Regions from separate parts of the Homo sapiens genome. Here regions 2 and 3 are each linked to region 1. Evidence: chromatin contacts called from ENCODE Hi-C or POLR2A ChIA-PET data. All regions are on one chromosome and are shown on one strand. Each heading gives the region's core, a stretch centred on a gene start or an enhancer-like site at or near the end of the contact. The rest is flanking DNA. Distances are from core to core; before and after follow the strand shown.

The links. A loop is a pair of places that touch in the nucleus more often than their neighbours do. ChIA-PET counts read pairs that join two places held with the same protein, here RNA polymerase II (POLR2A). Pooled maps may share reads with other maps.
Region 2: a loop to region 1 is called in a pooled map, with 4 times the contacts of the local background. The contact joins the enhancer-like site here to the promoter of MCTS1 in region 1. A Hi-C loop is called at or near these places in 5 of 50 pooled maps. POLR2A ChIA-PET finds 5 or more read pairs at or near these places in 7 of 52 experiments (AG04449, BJ, CD4-positive, alpha-beta T cell and 4 more).
Region 3: a loop to region 1 is called in a map of endothelial cell of umbilical vein, with 3 times the contacts of the local background. The contact joins the enhancer-like site here to the promoter of MCTS1 in region 1. A Hi-C loop is called at or near these places in 1 of 168 maps with a recorded cell type or tissue (endothelial cell of umbilical vein), 1 of 37 single-sample maps with no recorded cell type and 8 of 50 pooled maps. POLR2A ChIA-PET finds 5 or more read pairs at or near these places in 6 of 52 experiments (A549, B cell, MCF 10A and 3 more).

The regions. Positions count from the first base shown.
Region 1 is chrX:120,601,902-120,605,664 of GRCh38, forward strand. MCTS1 (MCTS1 re-initiation and release factor) reads left to right here and starts at 2,200. Exons shown (of 6, transcript NM_014060.3): 1 at 2,200-2,346; 2 at 3,506-3,658. The coding sequence starts at 2,336.
Region 2 is chrX:120,724,528-120,728,290 of GRCh38, forward strand. No RefSeq gene overlaps it. Among named protein-coding and RNA genes, the nearest start is that of C1GALT1C1, 96 kb to the left of the region's middle. Within about 2 kb of position 1,989, at least 2 of the 41 ENCODE cell types and tissues checked have a DNase peak (open chromatin) inside an H3K27ac peak, as active enhancers do; they include OCI-LY7, where a contact is called at or near this core.
Region 3 is chrX:120,670,423-120,674,185 of GRCh38, forward strand. No RefSeq gene overlaps it. Among named protein-coding and RNA genes, the nearest start is that of C1GALT1C1, 42 kb to the left of the region's middle. Within about 2 kb of position 2,194, at least 11 of the 41 ENCODE cell types and tissues checked have a DNase peak (open chromatin) inside an H3K27ac peak, as active enhancers do; they include PC-3 and endothelial cell of umbilical vein, where a contact is called at or near this core.

The DNA.
Region 1 (3,763 bases), core at 950-3,449:
TAAGTTTCCTGAGCCCTCTCCAGCCATGCAGAACTGTGAGTCAATTAAACTTCTTTACTTTATAAATTACACAGACTCAGGTATTCTAGCAGTGTGAGAATGAACTAGTACTGTGACTATAGTCAATAATAACCTAATTGTATATTTTAAAATAAGTTAAAGAGCATAATTGAATTGTTTGTAACTCAAAGGATAAATACTTGAGGGGATGGACGCCCCGTTTTCTATGATGTGCTTATTTCACATTGCATGCCTGTACATCTCATATACCCCATAAATTTATACACCTACTAGGTACCCATAAAAATTAAAAAAAAATAATCCTGCCAGTGTGGCAGTCACCACAGCTTGGGGTCTGGACATCAGTTTCACATGTTCATAATGTCAATATTCTAAATGTTGCAGAGTTGATGGATGCTGGGAATGTGGATTCTCACTAAGGATGTTCACAAGAGAGTGTTGTATAAACCAGAATGCCAATTTATTAATTTACAAATGCAAACATAATTGTTCATGCAGATTTGATTGGAACGTAGCTAATTCTTTCCCTGTGGGCAGATCTTCATGGGAAGCCAAATTATAATCAGAATATTGTTCATACCATAGAATTAAGACAAGGTGTTAGTTGGATCATTTAAATGCATAGTACTGTTTGCTATAATTGCTCTAATGGCCCGTCTCCTCAATATGGACTAGAGTATTTACTCCCTGGGGAGACTGGTGTATTTGTTTTGGATGTCAGTGCCTACCCACCCCACCTCCTGCGTAGGGCCTTTTCAGGTTTTTAAATTTTTCCATGATTTCTTGGCTGATCAAAACCCTTGATTAGGCCAGGCACAGTAGCTCATGGCTGTAATCCCAACACTTCGGGAGGCTGAGTTCGGGGAATTGCTCGAGGCCAGGAGTTCAAGATCAGTCTGGGCAACTTAGTGAGACCCTGCCTGTCTCTACAAAAAATTAAAATTCGCCAGGTGTGGTAGTGCATGCCTGTAGTACCAACTACTCCGGAGGCTGAGGCGGGAGGGTCACTTGAGCCTGGGAAGTTGCAACTCCAATGAACCGTGATCATGCCACTGCACTCCAGCCTAGGTGACAGAGTGAGATGCTGTCTCTAAAACAAAAAACAAAGTGAAACTCTTGATTGGCATAATTTTGTTTCTCTATCAGCTTTATTTTTAAAAAAATTACATAAGTAAAACATGTCTCTTTAGCTATTATCTCTTAAATCAGATTACCTTCTGTAATAATTCTATGGGAATTATTCTACGGGAGCACAGTCATTCACGCTTGTAACCCCAGCACTTTGGGATGCCAAGGTGGGAGGACTGCTTGAGCCCAGGACTTTGCAACCAGCCTGAGCAACATAGACCCCGTCTCTACAATAATAATAATAATAATAAAAATAAAAAAATTAACCGGGCATGATGGTGTGTGCCTGTAGTCCATGCTACTTGGGAGGCTGAAGTGGGAAGATCCCTTGAGCCAAGGAGGTAGAGGCTGCAAGTGAGCCATGATAGCACCACCGCATTCAAGCCTGGGCAAGAGTGAGGCCCTGTCTCAATAAAAACCCGCAAAAAACTTTGGGAGCATCGTACGGTTGCCAGTGAATAAGGTTATAAGATAAAAAACAGGATGCTCAATTAAATTCAGCTAAACAAGCGCTGTATATTTTTAGTGTAAGTATATCCAAAATATTAATGAGGTATACTTACACTAAAACAAATATTCATTGTTTACCTGAAATGCAAATTTAAATAGGCATCCTGTATTTTCATTTGCTAAACCTGGCAATCCTACCAGCACTTTAACATGAAGCCATGAGGGTTGCCTGGATTCATGCTGGTAGGTAAGCACCAATCCATTCGGTTGCCTCAGACAGGACAGAAACCATTCCCTCTAAAAAAATCGTTTACTTTGACGATAGGTAGCAACGAAGCACGGAAGAATCTTGACCCTTTGAGGAACCCGTAACTGACGCAAGTGCCATAAATGCTACTTTGATTGATTCTCCGCCCCCTCCATTCTTCTCTTCCTGCAATTGCTCTATCACTTCTTCCCTCTCAAGTCCCGCCCTTTCAGCTACCTCCAACTGCTGAGGAACCGGTTGCCTAAAAGGAGCCGGCAAAAGCGCCTACGTGGAGTCCAGAGGAGCGGAAGTAGTCAGATTTGACTGAGAGCCGTAAAGCGCGGCTGGCTCTCGTTTTCCGGATAACGACTACAGCTCCGACTGTCAGTGCCGGCCTTCCTCGTGTGAGGGGATCTGCCGGACCCCTGCAAATTCAATTTCTTTCCCATTCCGGGCCCTTCCCTATCGTCGCCCCCTTCACCTTGGATCATGTTCAAGAAGTAAGGACATGCTGTGGCCTCCATCGGCTGCTCACAAAGGCGGTGGGGTGGGGGTGGGGAAGAGGGCGAGAGCTAAGATCCTCTTTCTCTCTCCCCCGCCCCTGCCATCCTGACTCCCTAAGGTTTTCTATAGTACTATGCTCTCACTCCCAACTTGAACACTTCTTTAAGCTTTCCATCCGTAGTCCTTAATTGGGTTTCAGTCCCTCCACTCCCATTGTTTTTTCTCCTTACCCCTCTTTCTCTTTTGCCCCCTCCCCCAATTCTGTCTCCATTCCTAGGGTTCTACCAATCACATCCGTGCACTGTGATTTAGAGGCATATTCTCTGTAGCTGAGAGGGGAGCCCTGCGCTCACTGCCATATGTTTATTAGTTATGAACTGAATAAAGGAAGGCTTGACTTCCTGGGTCATGGGAGTGAAGGAGTCTGGGTGACAGGAAGCAAGCGGCCTGTCATGCCTATTGCCTAGCTGCCAGATTAACCTTGCCTTGAAAATAACGATTGCCCCATAGGCTATTCAGTGTAAGGAAGACAAAAATTCCTTGGGAACCTACTAGTGGGTTTGCCTTCCAGATTTGGTAGACGCAAAAAGCAAAGGGGGAACATGGGCAAAGGAAGGTGGGTTTTGTGCATGAAATTTTGAGCAAAAACGAATAGGGATCTTAGAAATCATTATTATCATCACTTAAAAAAAATCTCAGCAGATTACATAGCCTAGCAGGGGCCGATTTTCTATGTTATGCTTGGGTTGGTCTTTTGTATCTCAAGAATTGAGGGTTTTGTTTTCTGATCTCAGGTTTTATTATTGGTGGGAGCCTGTGTTTCTTCCTGGGTAGAATTGAATAAGATTTTCCAGGAAAGGCATTTGTGTAGCTAATTACAGATTATGGTGCAAAGTATGTCTCATATTCCTCCCCCTAACCCCAGCTAATTGCTGTATACTTGACAGTTTATTTCAATATTGTATTAAGACATTGGTTTTGTGCTGGACAGAGTAAAAGGGAGATGGTATTTTTTTTTAAAAGAACAATTTATTTCATAATTAAGTATCTAAATACTTGGTTGGGAATAAATGACTAATTAGAACAGTACCTTTAGGTATTCTGATACCTCTACTTAGAAATGCCTTTTCTTTTCTTGCAAAAATTACTTGGCAGATTTGATGAAAAAGAAAATGTGTCCAACTGCATCCAGTTGAAAACTTCAGTTATTAAGGGTATTAAGAATCAATTGATAGAGCAATTTCCAGGTATTGAACCATGGCTTAATCAAATCATGCCTAAGAAAGATCCTGTCAAAATAGTCCGATGGTAAGTCTTTGTTTTTGTCTGTGTAAAGCTCGGTATAGCTGAATATTTAATGATTAGATTGCACTCATACTAAATGGAATTATTTTCAGATTAACTATTGATAGA
Region 2 (3,763 bases), core at 739-3,238, 120 kb after region 1:
TGTGCACTAGGCCGGGCGCGGTGGCTCATGCCTATAATCCTAGCAGTTTGGGAGGCCGAGGCAGGTGAATCACTTGAGGTCAGGAGTTTGAAACCAACCTGGCCAACATGGTGAAACCCCCATGTCTACTAAAAATACAAAAAATCAGCTGGGCATGGTGGCAGGCGCCTGTAATCCCAGCTACTTGGGAGGCTGAGGCAGGAGAATCGCTTGAACCTGGGAAGTGGAGGTTGCAGTGAGCCGAGATTGTGCCACTGCACTCCAGCCTGGGCGACAGAGTGAGACTCCATCTCAAAACAAAAACAAAAACAAACAAACAAACAAACAAACCATATGCGCTAGAATCTCTAATATACTTGGCTGGAATCCCAGAAAACCTGGCATGCCTTAATGTTTAAGAATCTCATTCCATTTCTTATTAATCTCTTGAAAGCAAAGAAAATCTTATAAATCCTATTAGAGACTGTCAGGAGTTTGGACTAATGTTTTAGATGGTGGTGATCGCCCTAGTGGCTGTTAAATACTTTTAGTTTTACTAGTTTTTTTTTTTTTTTTTTTTGGAGAGATGGGGGCCTCTTGGTTTATTGCCCAGTCTGGTCTCAAACTCATGGCTTTAAGTGATCCTCCTGTTTTGGCCTCTCGAACTGCTGGGATTACAGGCATGAGCCACCATGCCCAGCCACCCTAGTGGCCTTTGACCAGCCTCCTTGTGCCCACCATTTACAATTTTTTATTTTTGCTCTCAGAAGATTTTTAGAAACAAGCAAGGGAAAACAGAGAAATCATTTATAGAGATGCAAAACCAAACCAAAATGAAATCAAAATTAGAGTGCTCATAAGAATTTTAAATGAAGCATGGAGATCAAATAAAATATTAAATTGGGTGTGTAGAAAGAACCAAAAGTAAATTCACCAGAAAAAGACATGTCTCACAGACAGGGTGTAACTTCTATAGAAACTAGAGTACTCAAACCAGAAGGACATTGTCTTTATACCAGAAAGACAAAAAGTCTTTTATCATCCTAGGAGGAATGTAAGGTCTCTTTTTAAGGTGGCCTTATTACCAAGTCCTGAATAAAGTCAAAATCATCTACAAAAAGAGAGAGGCTTGGCCTGACAGAAGACTCATCAGGGCAGAAAAACTAGGCTGCAGAAGCAGAGAGCTCAAAGGGCTCAAGTGAGTGCTGTACACCAGTTCCAATAATCACCAATTCCTTCGGATAGAGATCTTTTTCAGGTCCCACTTCTGCACACCATTTATGTCAACCTAAATAACAAACAGAGAGAGGCCCTCCAAAAGAAAATGATATGTATTCAGGAATAGAGCATTGCAATGTTAATATGTGTCCTAGTAAACTATGTGCGTTTTTGGGGAGGTAGATGAAGACAAAGTTTTTAAAAGAAAAATGAGGATTACTTAATTGTTTGGAGATACTTATCCTTGGCTACAAGGATCAGTAACAAGGGTGGCATCACTCCAAGGCTGGACAGGCAGCTGATGGGCAGATATCCTTGCAGAAGTATTTTTGTGTGTGTGAGGTTGTGATGGCCTTTGTGCAAGGTTGTGGTTTTTGCAGTCTTTTCTGAAAGTTCTTGTTATCTGTCATTTATGCATGAGAATCCTCCCTTCATGGTCTTCCCTGGCTCTATTTGTCATTTTTTTTTTCCACAGTGACTCCATTTTGATTCTGAGAACTTTCACAGGAGTTCCCTACTCCATCATTTTCATAGATGTCACCTGGAATTTTTTCCTTCTTTTTCATGACCTTGACAGTTTTGGGGAGTACTGGTTAGGTATTTTTTAGAAAGTTCCTCCACTGATATTCGTATTATGTTTTTCTCATAATTATGCTGGGGCTGTGGGATTTGGGAGGAACTCCACAGAAGTAAAGGGCTATTTTGACCACATTATATGACTGGTATGTACGATCAACATGACTTATCACTGTTAAGAAAAGGGGAAGTAGAATGTAGTGGTTTAGGGGTTTGGGCTCTCAAGTGAAACACATCTGAATTCAAACCCTAACTCCTCCACTTGCTTGGAGCTTTTCTGAACTTTGGAGCTTTTCTGAGCTTCAGTTTTCTCATGTGTAAAACAGATGTAATAATAGCAGCTACCTCATAGGGTTACTGTGGAGAAGCACATGAGAAGATTCATGTGAAGTGATTAACTTGATGTCTGGCACATAGTAAGTACTCAATATAGGTGAACTAGTAGAATAAGAGGATGCGTGTTTATGTGGGTAGGTGGATATATACAAGAAAAATTTATCAATTAGTATTAGGAGGACCTGAAATGATTTTTATTATTTAAAGCCATAATTTTATTGAAAGATTTGATGGGAAACCCAGAGTTCCATGGGGAGATATTAGATAATATGGGAAATTTTGTACAATGGGGCATTACTCTGGAGGACAGGCATAGATGGTTACTGTAGTTTTAGTTCCTAGGTAGCTAGGGGATAGTATAAGGAATTCCTGACATTATATTATATTTGTGGTCAGGGAGGGACCCTAGAAGAAAAGAAAGGGGTGACAACTATGTAGTAGTTAAAAGCACTACTATTGAAATCATACAAACCAGGGATCAAATCCTAGCTTTCCATTCATAGGCTTTGTGCCCTTGGGTAAAGTGACTTAACTTCTCTCAGCTCTCAGTTTCCTCATCTGTAAAATGGAGACAATAAATTGAGTAGTAAATGAAATAATCCATGTAAATGACCCAAAGCATTTGGTGTCCCATAGTGCTCAGTCGATATTAGCTGCTCTTTACTACCTTACAATCGTGACTTAGTCTGGGGACACCCAATAGAAGTCATAGGTCTTCAGATCAGAGAGGATTTTGTGCGAAGAACTGGCTTTAGGAAGCTTCGCCTTTCAAGATGGAGGATGTTTTGAGCTCCTTCTCTTTCTAGTCACAGTTTCTGGCTCAGGCCTGCTGCAAGCTGCCCTAGGGGCAGGGTGCTTTTATGATATTTGTGATGGCTAAAAATCGTTTTCTTAAAAAAAATACTTTTGATGTACAATAAGAAAGAAAATGGAAACCACATGGAAAATTTAGCCCATTCCAATACGTTCTTAGTCTCCCATTCTACATATTGCTAGGGCCTCTTCTGCAGATGATGGCTGAGAATATCCTCTGTAGAGCAATAAATCACAGAATCATTAAATGCATCCTTGCAGCTGCACCAGGGCTAGTTAGAGGCCTATTCAAGAAAAGGGCTTATGTGGAGGGGATTTTTCCTCCTTCTTTTAAAAAGCCACCTGTACCATTTTTGTCTTGGTTTTTAAGTGGATGATTTAAGATATCATTTTCTTCCTCTACTTCTATTTATGATGTACAAATAGTCCTTTGTTAATAGGGAAAGAAAAACACCACAAACTCAAATGCCAAACCTAATTAAGGCTCCTTAGAGAAAGTGTGCCTCTTTAACTTTCCAACTTCCTTTCTGAGTTAGTAATTTAGGGACTGGACAAGACACAGGTGGAAGGAATTGTTTCATCAACAGCTGGTGCAAAATCCCTCATATTCCTGGAAGTGCACCAGTTCAGGGTACAGAAATATCTGAGAGAACTAGGGCTAGTCTGGAAAGAGCATGTATTGTAATCTAAATGTTTTTCCTGTTGATTGGCAAACTCTCAAAAGTTCTTTGAGGCTAGGAGAGATAGCTTTGAGGAAAATATTGGAACCAGATCATGTAATCCAGATGTTGAAAACAAGGCCTTGAGAAAGAAAAAAAAGTCATTTTATTATAAATGAAGC
Region 3 (3,763 bases), core at 944-3,443, 69 kb after region 1:
CCACAATAGCCAAAAAGTAGAAACAACCCAAATGTCCACTGGTGGATGAATGGGTAAGCAAAATGTGGTATATGCCTACAATGGAATCCTACTAATTCTACAACATGGATGAAACTTGGGAGGGCTTTACGCTAAGCAAAATAAGCCAGTCATAAAAGGACAAATCCTGTATGATTTCTTTTTTCTTTTCTTCTTTTTTTTTGAGACGGAGTCTTGCTCTGTTGCCCAGGTTGGAGTGCAGTGATGCAATCTCGGCTCACTGCAACCTCCACCTCCCTAGTTCAAGCGATTCTTCTGTCTCAGCCTCCCGAGTAGCTGGGATTACAGGCGCCTGCCATCATGCCCAGCTAATTTTTGTATTTTTAGTAGAGATGGGGTTTCGCCATGTTGGCCAGGCTGGTTTCGAACTCCTAACCTCAGGTGATCCACCTGTCTCGGCCTCCTAAAGTGCTGGGATTACAGGCGTGAGCCACACGTGCCCGGCCATGATTTCATTTACATGAGGTACGTGGAGTAGTCAAATTCGTAGAGACAGAAAGTAGAATAACAGTTGTTGGGGGTAGAGAAGAGGGTAATGAATAGTTATTGTTTAATGGAAACAGAGTTTTAGTTATGCAAGATGAAAAGAGTTCTGGAGATGGATGGTGTTGATGGTTGCACAATAATGTGTAGGTATTTAATGCCACTAAATTGTACACTTGAAAATGGCTAAGATGAGCCAGACATGGTGTCATGTGCCTGTAGTCCCAGCTATTTAGGAGGCAGAGGTGGGAAGATCGCTTGAGTCCAGGAGTTTGAGTCCAACCTGGGCAATATAGCAAGAGCCTGTCTCTAAACAAACAGACAAAAAACATTAAAAAATGGCTAAAATGGTAAATTTTATGTTATGTGTATTTTACAACAAGTTTTTAAATGTTAAAAAATTCAGCCTTATTCTCATGGGCCCTATATTCTATTATAAGAGGCATATAATACCAAAGTAACAAAATAATATAACAAAATTATGTATATCCAAAACAATTTAAAGTTTTCATTTATTCCTCCCTCTTCCCCTAAACTTCTTTCCTCTTCCCAAAGGTAATAATTGTTATCAGTTTGGAATTACCCCCCCACGCTTTTAAAAATGCATATGGGCTGATTTGATCTTTACAAATTATATGAATGTATTAAATTATCACATGTACCTTGAAATGATATACAACTATTATGCATCAATAAAACATGTGTGTATAATGCCTATATAAATATATACTGCTGTGTTTAAAAACAATTACATAAATAGTATCATACTGTATGTGTTTTTCTCTTACTTTTTCCTCTCAGCAATATATCCTGGGGATTTTTCATGTCCATTTATACATGAAACATTCATACTAATCCACAGATGGCTGTGTCCTGGTACATTTAGCCTTTCTCTAATGAGTAGACATTTGGTATTTATCTCGTCTTTTTCTATTACAAACAATGTTCCAGCAAACATCCTTGCATCTGACTCTATGCCTCAGTCTTCAAACTTCTTTGTATAACTTGTCATCAGAAATGTGAATCTAACACTTCAGGAAGTACCAAGATTGCTATGAATATTAGTTTTTTGGACTATGGCTATATTCCAGGAAACTAATTACTTAAGGTAAATCATGAAAGAGTCCATGAATTATGGAGCTACACAAAGATATTTCACAAAAGAGTTACAGATTAGGGAAATGGAAAGGATGAAGCATGGGTGGAGAAATGAGCTGAGATAGTGGGAATAGTCCAGATAAGCTTGACTATCTTGAGGAAGTGGTCAGATTTAAATAGCAATTAGCAGTGTTTTCACTAGAGGAAAAGTAGAATATTGAGGTAAGATAGGATTATGTGGCAAACACAGGTTTGAATGTTTTGATAAATTAGGAGACTGAAGAGATGAGGCAAGGGATTTAAGTGAGGGTCTTAATGTGCAATATTGGAAATTACAATCAAAATGCCCAAACTCAAGGGGTGCACTTAGGAATGATTTGTTAATACATACACAGGCCTAAGAATCATTTTTATGGAACTCATTTCCTGTAGGGCTTTTCTGAAAGAACACTGTGCTCCTTTCTAAGCTTATTTTTCTTTGTTCTGATCGTCATTCTGCCCTTACTCGCTATGTTTGTTGCCAAGATCTAGGAGGCAAAAAATAGGCAAGAGAGCATGTCACAGTCCATGACTAGACAAGCTGTGTGACTCAGGAGGCCAAACAAAGGTCAGGGCACGGAAACCTGCCTTGGCTGTGCTCTTAAGCAAATGAATGGGTCAGTTGGCCTATCTTTTACAAAAATTTATCTGTTTATATGGCAATGTGCATTTTGTAATTGTTCTTTTCTACATGATCTTATGACATGCTGATTCTACTTCCATTATACCACTGATTTTATTCTGACTTGTATTATAGTTACTTATAATTTGAGGATGCAAAATGGTGGTGTATAGGTCACTTCTAGCCTATAGATATGCTTCATTTGGCTAACACAAGCTCACATTAAAAAATAGTTGCCAATATTTCAAAAATAGGAAGGTTCATACAAAAATATGCATTCCTGATTTCTCCTGAAAAAATGAAATCTGGCACACAGGGCCTTCATTTCCTCATAGCAACAACTGACTGGAACTGAGCAGTAGCTGCCCTTATTATAATATCAACTTGATGTTGAATCTGAAAGTTGGTTACCATTTTTCATGGAACTGACATTGTTATTCTTACAGTGACATTAGGAAAAAAAAGTGAAATACTTTTCTATGCCCAGTTTTTATAAAAGTTGGGAAACAAAAGCTAGAGTAAGGGGAGAGGACTGTTGTGCTTTAAGAATTGAAATATAGAGATGGGTTGAAAAATAGGTGAGGCTAGGAATAGAGAGCTTGGGCGAAACTGCTGAGAAGGCAGAATGACACGCACAAGGAAGTAGTTAGGTCACTTCTCTTACTAGGCTTCTCATGGGGGGCATCACTCCTAGGGCACATTGTACTGCCTCTCTGCCTTCAATTGAAATTTTCATTGAGCATCTACATCATATCAGTCACTGGGGAGACCGTGGTGAACAAAGCAGACATAGCCTCTGTTCTCATGGAGCTCACAATTGAACGGGGGAGCCAGACATTAATAAACACCATGAGGGAAGATAGGAAAGTGCTAGAAAACAAACACTAAAGAAGATTTTTCTAATTTAGCGGATCAGGGAAGTCTTCCCCGAGGAAGTGACACTTAAAATGGGGCCTGAAGAGTAAGTAGGAGTTGGTTAGGCAAAGAGGAGGGGATCAAGTTTTAAGGCAAAAGGAATAGCATGTGCAAATATCACAAAACAGGCAGGAATGTGGGACTACCGTAGATCTGACAGAGGCCAAGTGGCTATTGTTAGATAATAGAGATAGTAGCTGGAAGGGTTAACAAGGCCATACCATGCAAGGCCTTGGAGGCTATGGAAAGGATTTGTATCTTCAGAGCAGTGAGAGTCACCAAAAAGTTTTAAGAAAAATCACCATGATTTGAATTTTGCTTTAACTTTTGCTTTGGCCACCCAGCAGTGAGCTCTTATCCACAGTTATAATTCTCATTTATGTGTGTGTGTGTGTGTGTGTGTGTGTGTGTGTGTGTGTGTGTGTGTGAGACAGGATCTCACTCTGCCACCCAGGCTGGTGTGCAGTCTAGTACAGACTAGGTGGCTTAAACAACAGAAATTAATTTTCTCACAATTCTGGAGACTAGAAGCCCAGGATCAGCAGGGTCTTGGCAGGGCTGCTTTCT